Regions from separate parts of the Homo sapiens genome. Here region 2 is linked to region 1. A link is an interaction called in ENCODE POLR2A ChIA-PET data of the cell type or tissue named here. Cell type or tissue: PC-9. All regions are shown on one strand.

Region 1 (8,000 bases):
GCACATAGTGATTTCTTTCCAAAGAATATAGTATAAAAGGTGGGGCAGGACACAATCATTCTGCTGTGCAGAAGCCTGATAAACACTACCTCAGCCGGGTAATCAAGGTTAATACAAAAGTGTTAAGTCACATGGATGCTATGTGACTTTGTGTGCCATGATGAAAATGGCTTTGTACCTCTGTGTTCTTCCCTCCAAATCCCATAACCCCAGGCTAATCATGAGAAACACATCAGGTAAATCCCAACTGAGGGACATTCTACCAAGTACCTGACCAACCCTCATCAAAACTGTTAAGGTCATCAAAAACGGGGACATTCTAAGAAACTATCACAGCCAAGAGGAGCCAAAATGGGAAAGATATGTTAAAGTCCCACCCCCCGGTACCTTCGAATGTGAACTTATTTGGAAATGGGATAATTGCAGCTGTAATTAGTTAAGAAAAGGTCATACTAGAGTACAGCGGGCCCTTAATTAATCCTATAGGACGGGCATCCTTATAAGAAGAGTAGGCCAGGCACGGTGGCTCATGCCTATAATCCCAGCACTTTGGGAGACCAAGGCAGGCAGATCACTTGAGGTCAGGAGTTCAAGACCAGCCTGGCCAACCTGTGAAACCCCATGCATACTAAAAATACAAAAATTAGCCAGGCATGGTCGTGGGTGCCTGTAATCCCAGCTACCTGGGAGGCTGAGGCAGAAGAATCACTTGAACCCGGGAGGCGGAGGTTGCAGTGAGCTGAGATCACGCCACTGCACTCCAGCCTGAGCAACAGAGTGAGACTCCTTCTCCACAAAAAGAAAAAAAAAGAAAAGTAAAGACACAGAGACACAGACACGTGAGGGAGAATATCATGTCTTGATGAAGGCAGAGATTGAAGTTTTGTAGCTACAAGCCAAGAAATGCTAAGGATTGCCAGCAAACCAGCAGAAGCTAGGAACAGGTGAGGAAGGATTCTCTTCTACAAGTTTCAGAGGGAACACCCTGACTGCAGACTTCTAGCCTCCAAACTGTGTAATAATAAATGTCTGTTGTTTTAAGCTACCCAGGTTGGGCAGCCCCAGGACACTAATACAGAACCTAAGGAGATATGACAAATAAATGTAATGTGATATCCTGGATGGGATCCTGGAAAAGACAAAAACATCAGGTGAAAACTAAGGAAATCTGAATAAAATTTGGACTTTATTTAATAATAACGTATCAATCTTGGTTCATTAATTGTGAGAAATGTACTAAACAAATATAAGATGGTAATAATAGAGGAAACTGGTGTAGTATTCATCAGAACTTCCTGTACCATCTTCACAACCTTCCAATACTTCTCAAAACAAAAATGTCATTTAAAAAAATGTGACCCAAGATCTCTCAGCTAGGAGATGGAGAAACCAGGATTTGAAACCAGTTCTGATGGACTCTGGAGCCTAATCCCTTAACTCTAACACCAATGGCTCTCAATCAAGGCTACACACAGGCATTACCTGGGGAGTTTAAAGAAATGCCAATGTCTGTGTCTCAACCACAGAGATCCAAATATGATCAATCTAGAGTAAGGCCTGAGCACTGGGATTTTCTAAAGATCCACAGGTGATTCTAATGGACATGCAATTTGAAAGTCATTATTATAGGCTCTCCCACCAGTGTGCAACCTCTGACTTAGGTCACTCAACCAGCAAGAGACAGAGATGAGATAGATTCCCTGATATTGTAGCCCGTGGTCCAGAACTATTTTGTGACTCTCAGTAGCAACACCATTGCTAAGACCTTTCTGCACTAGTGTTTTCTGGAAAGAATGGTACTGTTTTACCTTGCAGTAGTAAACCAAGAGGAGGAGGAGCATCCCAGGCAATGGGGAGTAGCATATGAGAAAGCGGAGATATGAAAGGACACCAGGCATTTGTGGAAAACTGAATGATATAGTCCCTAGAGAGACAGACAGTTTGGGAGAAAGAACATCACACCATTTGGGAAGATCTCTATGTGCAGGATTATAAAAAGCCTTGAATACACAGCTTGCTTTTGGGAATAGGGAGCCATCTAAGGATTTTAAACCAAAGAGAGATGTGATCAGCTTTCCCTTTCAAATGAGGCATTAAATGCAGTGAACTGAGGGAGACTCAAGATGGCTACAGTACATTAGGCAAGAGACCTAATGGTCCTGAACGAGGCAGGCCAGCTTACAGGGAGGAGAGGAATCTCCTTCTGGGGGCTCTGAGAACCTAGGGCTGGGCTTAGAGAAGTCACTTTTAACAGATTCTCAACCTCTGTTAACACTTCACAGTGAATTAGTAGAGAAGTAGAGAGAAAAGAGGGCAGAAACCAAAACCCAAAAGCAGAAATCGTTTCCCAGGTCCCTGGTCTTTCTGTGACCCACTGGTACCAGCACTTGTCCATAGAAAGGAAGCCATGGGTTCTCTGAACTTGAGGGAAGGAGACAAACAGTGCCTTTGCAACAATTTCCTGTGTTGGCATTTTTTTTTTCAAGAAGAAAAGAAAAATGTCATTTGAATGCAGAAACACAAGCTCAATTCCTAGCAATGAGCTTCTGATAATAAGGAAAAAGAACCAGGACCATTTCAACACCTAGGCAGATCACAAAGCCACCAAGGGAGTCTTCTCTGAGGAATGGGGTATTAGGATAAAGCAGTGTGATGACAATGGGAAGGTGTGTGGGGCCTGGACGGTACCCAGGGTGAGTGTCTGAATGACAAACAGATCAGCATGGGCAAAAACATGTCTTCCCTGCCAGCATCTTTCAGTCCCAAAGGAGACCTCTACAAAGTCAGAGGTTATGATACCCCAATGGATACCAACAGGCCAGCACCAACCAGAGCAAGCCTGGGGATCCGAAGGTCACAGTGTAGATGTAGACCAGGCCTGTGGTCTCAGAAGATGCTGACCTAGTTTGAAAGTGAGGACTCTCTTCTCCCCTTGGGCTATTTGTCCTGTGACGTTATCCCATCTTGCCCATCGCCTGGGACCATCTGGTTTATTTAATCCCTGCCAGTTAAATGCTCATGTGTGGCCCAGGCCTGCCAGTGGGATCCAAGACAACAGAATCCTTCTTTTAACAACTCTGACAACATCTCCCTTTGGTCTGAGTTTGCATGTCTGACGCCCAAATCCATGATAGCAGTCTGGGCCTCCCACCAAGTCTTTTCATTTGAGTGCATTTTAAAGTTATGAAGTACTTCAAGTGCACTGAAAAAAAAATAGAGACAAAAATCCACCTCCTGCTCAGATTCGATGAAACAATGTGTCCCATGCAAGGGACATCAGCAAGATTCCAATACGAGAAGTAGCTGGTGCCATGAGAGAGAAGGAGCCTTGGGCCAGTAGACAGAGCTCTGAACCTGGTTGTGAAGGCCTGGATTCCAGTCCTCACTCTGCTCCCAAAGCTCTGAAAGCCCCAGGGAATCCTGCTCTCTGTGCCTCAGTCCCCACAGTCTCCCTGTTAGTTTCTCCTTATTTTTCCAACCTCTCTACATGGGGATTCCCTGGGCTCAGCTCTTTGGCCTCTTTTCTTTCCTCTCTACCCTCACTCCCTAAATAATCTCATCTAGGCTTATGACATTTAAAACCACCTAAATGCTGATGGCTCTCCAATTTCATCTCTAGCTTGGGCACCTCCTCTAAACCACAGGCGTGATATTTCAACTGCCACCTTCGCATTTCTCATGTTTAATGTCTAACAGAATGCCCATGTCCAAAACTGAGGTCCTCATATTGCCCCAAAATTTGTTCCTCACGGCCTTCCTCATCTCAGAAAGTAGACACTCCATTCTTCCAGTTGCACAGGCCAAAAATCTTGGGGCGTCTTTGACTCCTCTCTCTCTCATACTGCACATCTGAGTCACCAGCAAATCCTCTCAGCTCCACCTTTAAAGTACATCCAGACTCAACCACAGCTGCTACCACCCTGGAACGGGTCACTACAGCCTCTTGCAAGGAGTACTGCAGGAGCCTCCTGGCTAATATTTCCTCTTTCATTCTTGTATCTCTATGGTCTGTTATCAACTGGGTGACAGTAAATTGGGTAACATCACCCTGCCACTCAACTTCTCCAGTGGCTTCCTATCTAATTCAGATTAAAAACCAGTGTTCTGACAGTGACCTGATCCCCGTTACCACTCTGGTCCTACTGCACACATTAGCCTCCTCATGTATGAACATTTCAGGATGCTCCTGCCTCAGGGCCTTGGCACCTGCCATTCCTCTTATTTGTTTCCTTCATCTTTTTTTTCCCCCAGTGTCATCCTCTTAGTAAGGCCTTCCCTCACTACCCAATTTAGATTGTAACTTCATTCCCTACCTTTCCTATCTCCCTTGCCTACTTTGTTCTTCTTCTTAGTATGTAACCCTATCTAATATACCACACATCTCAACTTACATTGTGTATTGTCTAGCTCCTCTATCCACAATAACAGCAATTTAGTAGCTCTTCTCTGCCATATCCCCAAGTGCCTAGAAAAATATCTGACACATAATATGCACTCAATAAACATCCATTAAATGAATGAATCTTGAAAATAGGGAATATTTTACGACATTCTGTAAATATCATTATGACCCTATTAAGATGGTGATGTAGGATTATTGAGCTTGTTTTAAAAGAAGTGAAAGGATAAGAAAAAGACGGAAATTTCATCACTATCACCCAAGTTCTTGTATAAAACAACACCTCTCAAGGTAACTGCCTTTAAAAACTTGAATTCCTTTAGAGAAAAGTCAGAGAGTAAGACATATGTTTGTTTCCAGATAAGAAAGGGAAAGAAAGATGTTATGAAGGTTTCAGATAAGAGGGTCAAACACCAAATCAACCTAGGCAGACTGAAATCCTGGGGTAACAATCAGATGACCTGTTGGAAGGGTCAGGGTTAGGACACCATTCCAAATTCCCCTCCTTCCCCAAAATAGGGCTAAGTAGCAGTTTGTGATTAAGGTCAAAGCTGGCAGAGACCCTTCGGGCACTTTATCTGATTGCTTTACAAATAAGGAAACTGATATCTAGGGGAGAGGAAAGACTACGTCGCCCAAGGCCAGCAGCCTAGATAATGGTTAAACCAGGTCTGAAACCAAGGTTTTCTGACTCCAAGGCCAATGAGCTCTTCTATACCACAACCACTAATGCAACCACCTCTACAGGACTCTGTAACAGCATAGTCATATAACAGGCGGATTTCATTTCCCTGGTGCATGTGGCAGTACCCAAGCAATGCCAAAAATGACTCCAAAGGAAATTCCTTAGCTAGGAGTCCCACAGAGAACCAGAATGGGACTTGGAAAAGAACTAAATTCCTCTGGAGTATTCCAGCCAATGGGAAGGGAGCCCAGAAAATTACTGGTGTTTTCTGTTTAAAGAGATGTTTTTAAACAGCTATCTTTGAAGAATGAAGAGTGACCATCGTGCTTCTGGAAAAATGAAATCATTGCTTTGAAATAAATATGAGGGAAGAAAATAAATAACTCTACAGTTAATAAATAAACCATTTCAAAGCTGCAAAATTAACCCTTGCCTTTTTTTTTTTTTTTTTAAGTATTTACCAACCAAGCTTAACTGAAATCATAGAGAAGGAAGAGCCTTTCAGGACTCAAAGAGGAAGCTGCAAATTAGAAGGGAAAGAGGATGAAAGAAGAGCATGAGCATTCAGTGAGCATGTGCCCTATAGCAGGCATTATCGTAGACAGAGTATTCTTTATTCCTGGCAATAGCCCTCCAAGGCAGATAGGATTATTTCCATTTTGATGAGGAGGAAAATGAGGCTTGCTTGAGGTTACAGAGCTGGTAAGTAGCAGAACCAGCACTCAAGTGTTTTCTGACCCCAAATTTCATGATCTTCTCTTACCCCATGATATACAATGCTAGTCAAGTTTCCTAATTTCTCTGGGCTTCAATTTCTCATCTGCAAAATAAGGGCCCTAGCTCAAAGCATCTCTAATTTGTCTTATAGCTCTGATAGTCTATGGACTTACTATGTCGGACATATTCCTTCCTTGGCAGTCCTCTCAGTTCTCAGGGCTCCTGAACCCCAGAAGGAATCCTCCCATTGAGCTGGTCCTCTGTCAAGATGGGCATGAGGAAAGCAATAGAGATAACAATTTTTCTCAACCCTACACCAAGAATTTCAGCCTCTGGAACTATAATTCAGTGCTTGTAGTTCTCTTCCTGGCTTGAACATCAAGACAAGCAAACAAAAGCTCCAGTGGGAGAGGCCCAGGATCCAGGAATTTCCCTGAGGAGTTTATTTATAACACATAAGATACATCTAACAAGTTCATTATGTGGCATGTGGCAATGTGTGCAAAGAAAGAACTATCACAGAGAAATCTTTGCCAAGACAGAAGCAAAGCCCATGAGCAAACCCAGAATTCCCCATCTGCAGCAAGTATAAGAGGCAGTAAGAGAGGCAGGTGAGGCCTCCTTAGATTGAAACATCTTCCTAGCAGATCAGGAAGAGTCTTGGGAAACAGTTCTGGACTAAAACTAGGTGAGACTTGGATGCTTTGCTCTACCATCACCTGACAGTAGGCCCCGGGGTTAGTTACTCCCACACTCTCACCACATTTTGTCATTTTTGAAATGAAGTGATTGAGCCTCTAATGGTTCTTCCAACTCTAACATCCCATGACTCTGTAAATACTTGCTTCCCTAAGTAGACTTTGAGAATCATAAAGTCTTGCAGTTGGAAGGAGACCCTATGAAATGGAAAGCAGAGGGAAATATACTTGTTCTTAGCAGGAGCATCTATTCTATTCTTGAATGGATAAAATGAAGAGGAAAGAGTGTAGGCTGGAAACGGAATGAGTTGGAATTAGCCTGGCAAAGAGAAAAGAGGAACAGATGGAACAGCATGTGTGAGGTATCATTATGGCCCTGCGTGGAGGCCGGGTTGTAGGAAGACAAGAACAGGGAGAACAGTTGAGTGTGTTGCAGTGAAATGGCAGACGAGGCAGATCCAAACCCATGTTCCCCTCATAGAAACATTAAAACAACCAGAAACTCAATGAAATTAACTTTATAGGAGTGTTGGAAAATGGTAAAAGGTCCACAGCAAAGAAGTGAAGGCTCAGTCAAGAAAAAGCCACATTCAAAACATCAGGAAATTCATGGTGTTTTTACTCACCCTTGACCCACACTTTCCCTGGTGTGGCACAGGGAGATGCAGCAGCCCATGCCCAATATCCTCCTTTAGAACAGAAGGAGCAGATCAGACCTTATTTGCAATGTTTTAACATCTTTGTGGGGCTGCCTGGAGGGCTAATCTCCCTCTTTAACCTAGGGTCGCAGGCATGGGAGTCTGCTTTAAAAAGCTCCACAGACACCTGTGGCGAGACATTACAGGTGGAGCTACACAATAGATCATCTAAGACCCAGAGGAGAAGCTGGAGTGAGACTCTGGGAAATGAAGACATTCAAAAGCAGGCCTGTATACTGGGAAATTGAAAAAGCCATAGGCCCAGTCAAGATGCATGCTCATAAAAGAACTGAAAAGACTTTAAGCTTTCACCTCTGGCTGATCCCTAGGTACAGGGCACGCCCAGCTAATTAGTGAAGGGCTTCTCTGGCACAAAGCCAGTCTGCAAAGACTGGAAGAGGTGGCTATACTCCAAATGCCCCATCTTGAACAACTACAAAATTACCTAAAGAATTGAAAGCAAGAATTCAAACAGATGAATCATTGCCCACTAATGTTTGTGGAAGCATTATTCACAATAGGCAAAAGGTGGAAACAATTCAAATGTTTTTCAATGGATGAATGGAGTTTTAGGTATCCTGTTAGAAGCAACAGAAAACAGACTAAGAGAGAAAATTGCTACCAAGGAGTGGGGTGCTGCTTGTAATGAATACCTGAAAATGTGGAATTGGCTTTAGAATCAGGTAATGGGCAGAGGCTGAAAGAATTTGGAGGAGCAGTCTAGGAAATGCCTAGATTCTGATGAAGGCTTAGAAGACAAAAAGACTAGGGAAAGTTTGAAACTCTTTAGAGACTGGTTAAGT
Region 2 (8,000 bases), 230 kb before region 1:
TGAACAAGTTCTTGAGAGAAAAGTAGAAGACTTTAGGTAAAGTAAGAAGAACTGTTATTTTAGCAGAGGAAAAATATCCTCAGCATATTCAAAGGCACGTGTATTAATGCAGACGTTTTCTATAAGAGGTAATGGAAAAGTCCAACTTGAACTATTTCAAACACAGGATAACACAATGACTCAGTTAACTGGAAAGCCTAGAGTTCAAGCAGGCTTCCGAGATGGTTGATTCAATGGCCCAATGATGTTTCTTTCATTCTGCCATCCATAATGTTGACTCTAGGCTACAACTGGTTCCTTCTGTGTTTGTCAGCTGCGGATAGCACAATCAGTGTGATAATTCCTTTTCAGTATCTAGTGGAAGAGGAAATGCACTTCCTCCAACCATTGAGTAAATATCTGGCAACCTCCGACTCCTAGGTTCAAGCAATTCTCCTGCCTCAGCCTCCCGAGTAGATGGAATTACAGGTGTGCACCACCACACCCAGCTAATTTTTGTATTTTTAGTAGAGACAGGGTTTCACCATGTTGGCCAGGCTGGTCTCAAAGAGTTAGACAATTTTTTAAGTGATCATCTCAACACCAGCAACCAAATGGACTCTAGTACCTGGCTTAGGTCTGGGTAACTTGAAGCAACCACTGTGGCAAGGAGGTAATGCTTAGCCTGATTTACTCAGATGGATGTTGGAGAAAACAACAGTATCCATGTTATCACAGTAGCAAGAGGCTTCAAAGTAAATTGTCCCATATATCGTACTTCATTTCGGCGGAGTAGCAAGGGATAAGAGGGTAGAGAAATAGGATCTAGATTGATGACCTTTGAGTATTAGGCAAAAGCCACTTGACATGGTCTGATAACCTATCTTTTAACAAGCTCCACCCTAAAACACTACCATTGTCTCTCCCTTGAAGCATGTATCTCTTTGGCCTTTTATTGTACTTACCAATGCAGTTTTCTTCTCTGTAAGCAAAGAAGGGAGTCCTACCTGCCTGACGACAGACTAACTGGCACCTAGCAGTCCCTCAGTGAATGTATTATTGAAACAGACCCATCATCTCCTTGGGCTTTCCCTCTGTAGGTTTAAGAAACATTCAGAGGGACACCTTCTTAAGTTCTTTGTGGCAACCAGGAGGCTTGACTATCAGAAGCTGAGTAGCCTAAGCCTAGGTCTTTCTCTCTCTCTTCTCCCAAAAATTTGCTGTGTGACCTTGCCTAAGGTACTCACCAGCTCTGTTCAGTTTCCTGATGTGTATTAAGAGAAATTGACAATATGATGGTTTTTGTACTTTGTCAACTTAGCTAAGCTGGAACTGCAAATCTTAGAGTCCCCTTGGCTATACAATTTCAGGTTAAGGTTGGCCACAAGTTAATGTTCCAAGTCATGTGAGATTTGAAAGGGGAAAGTGAAGAAGGGCTATTTTATTTTCTTTATCCTCTAAAGGTTAATGAGGGCAGCTACAAGCTCTTGCACGTGGTCACTGATATGCTGGCTTACTTGGTTGGTTTAGAGCACAGTTGATGCTGCAGCTCCTTCAGCTCCTGCCAGATCCCCTCTTTCAACTTCTCTGAGTACTGGGACAAGAGCAGGTGTGACCCTATGGTGCAGGCTGCCAGCTTATCTTGTAGGCCAACAGCATCACCGAGATTGAAGAAGCAGCACATATTGTTCCAGCTAATTCTTGCAGATTCTAGTCTGTCCTCGTTATTCCTACTTGATGTCTATCTTTTCTTCTATGTTTCTAGCCCTGCTGACATTTGGGCCAGCATCAAAAGCAGAAACTGCCCCCTAAAGTAGCAACATAATGAGTTCCCACAATTATGTCTGGTCTAAGCCTTGTAATATATCCCATATTCTATACTACTCGAAGTGGTCCTGTTTTTCTGATTGAACCTGAAAGATACAAATAATTTATTGAATGTTCACTATGTGCCAGGCACTTTTCCAAAACTTTGACTATATGAATGCATTTAAACCTCATAAAATCTCTCATGAGATAGGTAACATTTTATATTGTTTCTGTTGTATAGATGAGAAAACTGATGCACGGGGTATTTAAGTAACTTACCCCAAATCATCCAGCTTGTAAGAGGCTGAGCCAGGGTTTGAACTCTGGCAGGCAGCTACAGCCTAGGCCTCTATCCACTTTCTCATTTGTAGAATGAAAGGCTATTCTACATACCTTTGAATTGTCTTCCAGTTTTTAAAACTCTATAAAATAGGTTCTGTAATTATTTTTTAACTCCTGAATAGTATACCTCAAAGTGTGATCTCATGATCATTTATACCAGAATTACCTGGAAAACTGGTTAAAACATAGATTCCCTAGGCCCTGTAGGTCTGGGGTGTGGCCCTGTATGTTTATAAATTTTCCAGGTTATTTTGATGCACACTGAAATTTGAGAACCTCTCACTGCCCTAAAAAAAATAGGAAAAAGGTGTGTGTGTGTGTGTGTGTGTGTGTGTGTGTGTGTGTGCGTGTGTGTAGGGGTGTGTGTGTGCACGTGTGCGTGCCTGTGTATTCGAAGAAAGTAAAGCTGGAATGAGTTCCTCCAGAGGTGTGTCCTCCTCTAGGCCTACATTTCAAGTGGAGGACTGTGCTGAAGCCTTAGGTATGGAGTCAAGAGGACAAATGCCATAGGGTTGGTATCAGAAAGCTCTAGCAGGATTTGCCTCTGCTTCTCCCAAAAGCACCCCTAGAAACAGTTTCAGAGTTCTTCAGTGAGACAAGTTGTCATCCACCTGCCGTGATGTGCCAGGAGGCAATGAGAGTGGCAGCAGCCACAGGGGCATCAGGGCCATTTGCATCCTACTCCCTGACCGGCCCTCTGTTAATGAGAAGTGTCGCTCTCTCCTCTCTTGGGGGGGGCCTATCAGTCTTTTATCTTCTCTTGGGAAGTCACAGCCATGCTGGCTAGGATGAGCGGAGGTTCACACTGGTGACCTTGGCTATTAACAGCCCCTGGGGTCTGGCTCCTGGAAGTGAAGCAACCCATAGGCTGTACAAATTGGAGTTGGAAGAAGACAAGGTGTGGTGATGAAAAGCCTCTTCAAGGCCGCTTGTGGTCATCATTAGCAGGCACGCAGGGCTGATCATAAGCCCTCTTCCATGCACTGATGCTGGCTTTGGGGCACCAGCAGTCTTGCTGAAAGCAAGGAAGCAGGCCCCCTCAGGTCTAAGATGGTCCCTTTTAGGCAGAGAACACTTAATAGCTTGCAACAGGTTTTCCTAGACCCTGTCTCATTTGAGCTTCTTCCCACAAATCTTGGGATAAATAATCTGAGGAACTTAGAAACTGACTGGGGAAAATATTAATAACTAATAATTTCTTCCTTACATATTTGGCCTAATTTTTCTCACAAAGTGTGTCATTTAAAAAAGGTATTTTAACTTTCCTAGATGTGATGGTATGAGGCAAGTATTAGGTGACAGCCAAGTACTAGGTACTATATTTGGATAATTACTTCTGTGATACAACTTAGTGCTGCTAAAATATCATCAGCCCCATTGGACAGGGGAGGAAACTGAGGCTCAGAGAAGTTACATAGTAACACATTAAGTTTTCTCAAAAATAATCTTATGGGAATTTGAGGAGGTATTGATGCAATTGCATGATGCAGGTGGAGGTGTAAGCTAAAGAAAAGAGCTGATTACTGCAAATGCACCTTTGTACCAACCTCCTGATAGGGAATTTCTCAAGGCCAGAAATTGGTCCTAACATTTCTCTCCTGAGTCAGTTACATTTTCAAGCCCAGCGCAAAAATAAGCCAATCTCATGCTACCTTGACTTTGAAATCAGGATAACCCTAGGAAGCAATTCTCCTTTTCTTGTGAAAGAACTTTCATGGTGCTTGCATTCCTGGCCAGCTTTCCTAAGAGGGTTTGGCCTGTGGCTTCTCTATCCCACATTGTTTTTGCTCGAGAATAAAGAAGAAAAAAATCTTCTCACTTCATTTCTTGACTCCTTTTAAGAAGAATCCCAGTAGAGGTCTCATCACAGGCTCAGATGCATATCCTATAAACATGAATTCTAGATGCTTATCTTCCTGTGTTGGGAGATATTTAGTAGAAATTTCAGTCAGGCTCTTACTTAGTGCAACAACTACCTCTAAGGTCAGGGAGATCACTACATAACCAACTACCCTCTCCCTTTGCTGAAACGTCTTAAATCCTGTAAAATCCCACCACCCTAAAACACTGAAAGATTGCATCGAAATATTAGAATAATAAGTTTAGAAGAGAGACTGTAAATAATTTGAGGGAAGGAATTATGTCCGGTTTGTTCACCTCTGATTTCCAGAGCTTTGACCTACAGCCCGGCACATGGTAGGTTCTTCCCACATAATTGTTGAGTAAATAAATACATGAATAAATGAATGAGTGAATGAATGAATAAATAAATAAATACATGGACAAATTTATTAGATTTCCTGACAACCCTTCCACCACTGGCTTGTCTCTTACCTGGTCCTCCTGCTTCCTGGATCTCCACTCTAAGCCATGCTAGGACATCTGCCCCAGATTGGTGGTCCCATCACACTACTTTTCATCAAGTGACAACTCTGCTAGAAGTATTCATGGGCTCCCTCTTGATGGAGTTGGGATGAAGAAAAGTTTAAGACTTAAATGGCTGGATCCGGACCCTTTGAATTCTGTTGCTAAATATTTCTAGGAACTCCCCCCAAAAATATATGCCAGATACCATGTAAATAATTCTTATGTTTCTCCCCATTCTACTGGTAAGTACACAGGTCAAGCAAGGTACCTTACTTCCTATTGTCAAACTCAAATCTAAATCCTACAGTTGTTTACCTTTCCAATGGTGAGAAAAGGCCAGCCCAGAACATGCTCAACATCAACAGCAACAAAAAAGGAATTTTCCTTGATGCAGGCTTATCTAGACCTCTGGAAATGCGGCCAATCAATACACTGGGCCTAACCAACCATGGAAAAAGGCTTCTTAATTTGTTGTTCAAGGCTCTGCACAGTCACACTCTGTCAGGGACTATAGCCAAACTAACACAGAGTTTCAAAGCAGCCTCCTTTCACTACCAATATGGGTCTTTCCCCATCCAGCCAGACCACTCTACTCAATATTTGCTAAGCATCCCAGCAAACTTCTCTCTATATATCTTGGCTCTTAAATCTCCCTGTATTGTCGTCCCCTCCTATGTCTCCACTGCCCACTGTTTTTCCAGGACCAGCTCAATATTCCCCTCCTCTCTGAATTCTCCTTCTCCCATGTAGAGGGTAAAATATAAAGGCAAAAACCTCTTGTGCTGTGTCTAACCCCACCACCCGATGCACAGAACAGGCATGCACCGAGTAGAGTAAAAAGAAGTACTGAGTTTGGAGACAAAAGTTCTGGGGTAGCTTTATACTTACTAAATGTAGAAATTTGGCCTACTCACCTAACCTACCCAAATTCCAATTTCTTTATCTTGAAAATTGGGATAATTTCTACCTCACAGAGTTGTATGACTTAAGTGATATCTAGTATTCACCCAACTGGGTTTTCTGGGTGCCAGGTGCACAGTGACTGATGTATAGTTGGTGTTTAATAAATATTACTGAATGTTATTAAATACCAACCTTATTTGTAGGACTTGTCCAGTTATGGAAGAGAATTATTAGATTGAACATGAAATCTGTCTTGTAGTTTGAATGTACCCTCCAAAATTCATGCTGAAATTTAACCACCAGTGTAACACTATTGGGAAATGGAATCTTTAAGAGGTGATTAGGTTATGAGCGTTCCACTCTCATAAATAGATTACTGCTGCCTTCTAAATGTTGGGTTAGATATTGAAGGAATGGCTTTGTTATAAAAGTGTGCTTTCTTTGTCTCTCATGCTTGCTTCTATTTTCCATCCTTCTGCCATGGGATGACCCTCACCAGATGCTGGTGCCATGCTTTTGGACTTCCCAACCTCCAGATCTGTGAGAAATACATTTATTTTCTTTATAAATTACCCACTTTGTGGTATTCTATCATAACAGCATAAAATGGATTCAGACAACCTACTTTCACAGTCTTCTCCTTCTTATCTTTTTTGACTGTGCTGGACACATAAACAAAAGGAAATAGAGCAGAATTGATGACTTAATATTCCATGTTCCATATTCCACCCATTATCTATATCCTAAATCTAACAATTTGAATTTCTGCTGGATGCACTACTGAAATATCTAGCATAAAAAGAATAGGTATGAGCATGAATATGTTTTCTCATCTTTTTTGCATCAATCGCATGGCATTTGTCAGGTAATATTGTATTCAGCCAGCCTCAATGTTTAGCTAGGACAGTAGAAAACTTGGGAAGTACATGGTAATTATATTTTTCTTTTTAATTTTTAGAGGTGAGGTCTCACTCTGTTGCTTAAGCTAGATTGCAGTTGTGGCAGCACAATCATAGTTCACTACAGCCTTGAACTCCTGGGTTCAAGGAGCGATCCTCCTGCCTCAGCCTCCCAAGTAGCTAGGACTACAGGTATGCATTACCACACCCCGCTAACTTTTATTTTTGTTTTTGTTTGTTTGGGTTTTTTTAGAGATAGGTCTCACTATGTCACCCAGGCTGGTCTCAATCTCCTGACCTCAAGTGATTCTCCTGCCTCAGCCTTCTGAATTGCTGGAATTACCAGTATAAACCACGGTGCCTGGTGGTAATTATCTTGAAATACACAAAAGCCTCTCATAAAAAGATGAATTAGACCTTATCTGTGTGTCCGCAGCAGAAAATTATTACAGGTGGGTGGAGATTATAAGAAGGTAGATTTCCTCTAAGACATAGTAAAAAGAGTCAGCACATCCCTTCAGATATGTGTGTGTCTGTGTATGCATATGTGTGGTTGGGGTTGGAAACCACTGAATCCAGTCTGCAGCATGAGACTTTTATGATTCCATCAGAGATCAAAGCTGAGTAGAAAAGAAGCCAGACACTTCTTACTCAATATTGGGAGCTTCACTAACTCCATTTTCAATTGACAAATTGACTGCATTCTTAATTGATAAAAACCCACTCTACCTGAACCGTCCTCAACACCCACTCCTAAACCTATTCACACATGTGCACACATGTACATGCACACACATACACACAAACTACACACACACACACACACACACACAACTGTTGTTTGTTCTTGGGAGCTGATCTTATTTTAATAGGTTCCTGGAAAGAGTAACTGACAGCCTCAGCTTTCACAAGATGCCATCAAATAAAAAACTCTAGAATGGGACACTGCTCACTTTGCCCCAGGAATTCTGTGCCTGCCTGTCTGAACTTTGGCCGATGACCAACATCAGTGAAGGCTTGGGGTGCTAAGATCACATGCTTCAATCTTAAACCCTTCTTATATCTGGAAAAGATAAAGAATCTGAGTAAGGGGAATCTCATCCTTTGTAAAGAGGTAAGGCTTCCTAGAAGGAAGTGGAGGGGGTGGAAATTTGGATAGAGGCCCTTGAACAATGAGGCCCTCGGTATGAAAGAGGCAGAAATTACTGAACCTGAGGACAGAAGAACCAGACTGAGATTTGGTAAAATGGCCACAGAGGACCCCCTCACAGGTCTTTAAGTGCCTTCATTTTTGAGATTCAAAGCAATGTTTACATTTGCTACAACCATGCTCTCTTCCTTTTTATGTAATAATTCTCTTTCAAGATAATTGAAACTCCTTAGAAAAGAAATTTGCACGACACCATATACCCAGAAAGAATGGTGTTAAGAAAATGAAGAAACAGAGTGAAAAAAGAGAAGGAGGAAGCCCTTGTGCTCCACCCGTACTTTCAATCTTCCATGTTTTCTAGCAGACAGGGCATTGGTAGAATGAAAAACATGACACACTCCATTAAGACATGGAGTCGATTTCCCCACCCTAAAGCTCGGCTGGCTTTGTGATTGGCTTTAACCAATAGAATGTGTCAGAAATAATGTGCTATTTTCAAGGTTAGGCCTTAAGAGGCCTTGTAAGCTCCATGTTTGCCACCTTGGAAAGCC

Evidence for each region. ChIA-PET counts read pairs that join two places held together with the same protein. Peaks named below come from ENCODE experiments on the same cell type or tissue, not always from the same donor. Only the 100,000 strongest peaks of a DNase experiment are listed, where the experiment ranks them.
Region 2: POLR2A ChIA-PET joins it to region 1 with 11 read pairs; 2 of 35 experiments call an interaction of 5 or more read pairs at or near these places.

Annotation. Positions count from the first base shown.
Region 1 is chr3:187,207,958-187,215,957 of GRCh38, reverse strand. No RefSeq gene overlaps it. Among named protein-coding and RNA genes, the nearest start is that of RTP1, 14 kb to the right of the region's middle. In PC-9, no CTCF peak of the experiment used is centred here; DNase peaks (open chromatin) are centred at 3,867 and 7,637.
Region 2 is chr3:187,436,177-187,444,176 of GRCh38, reverse strand. No RefSeq gene overlaps it. Among named protein-coding and RNA genes, the nearest start is that of LINC02041, 6.9 kb to the left of the region's middle. In PC-9, no CTCF peak of the experiment used is centred here; no DNase peak of the experiment used is centred here; H3K27me3 peaks cover 618 bases.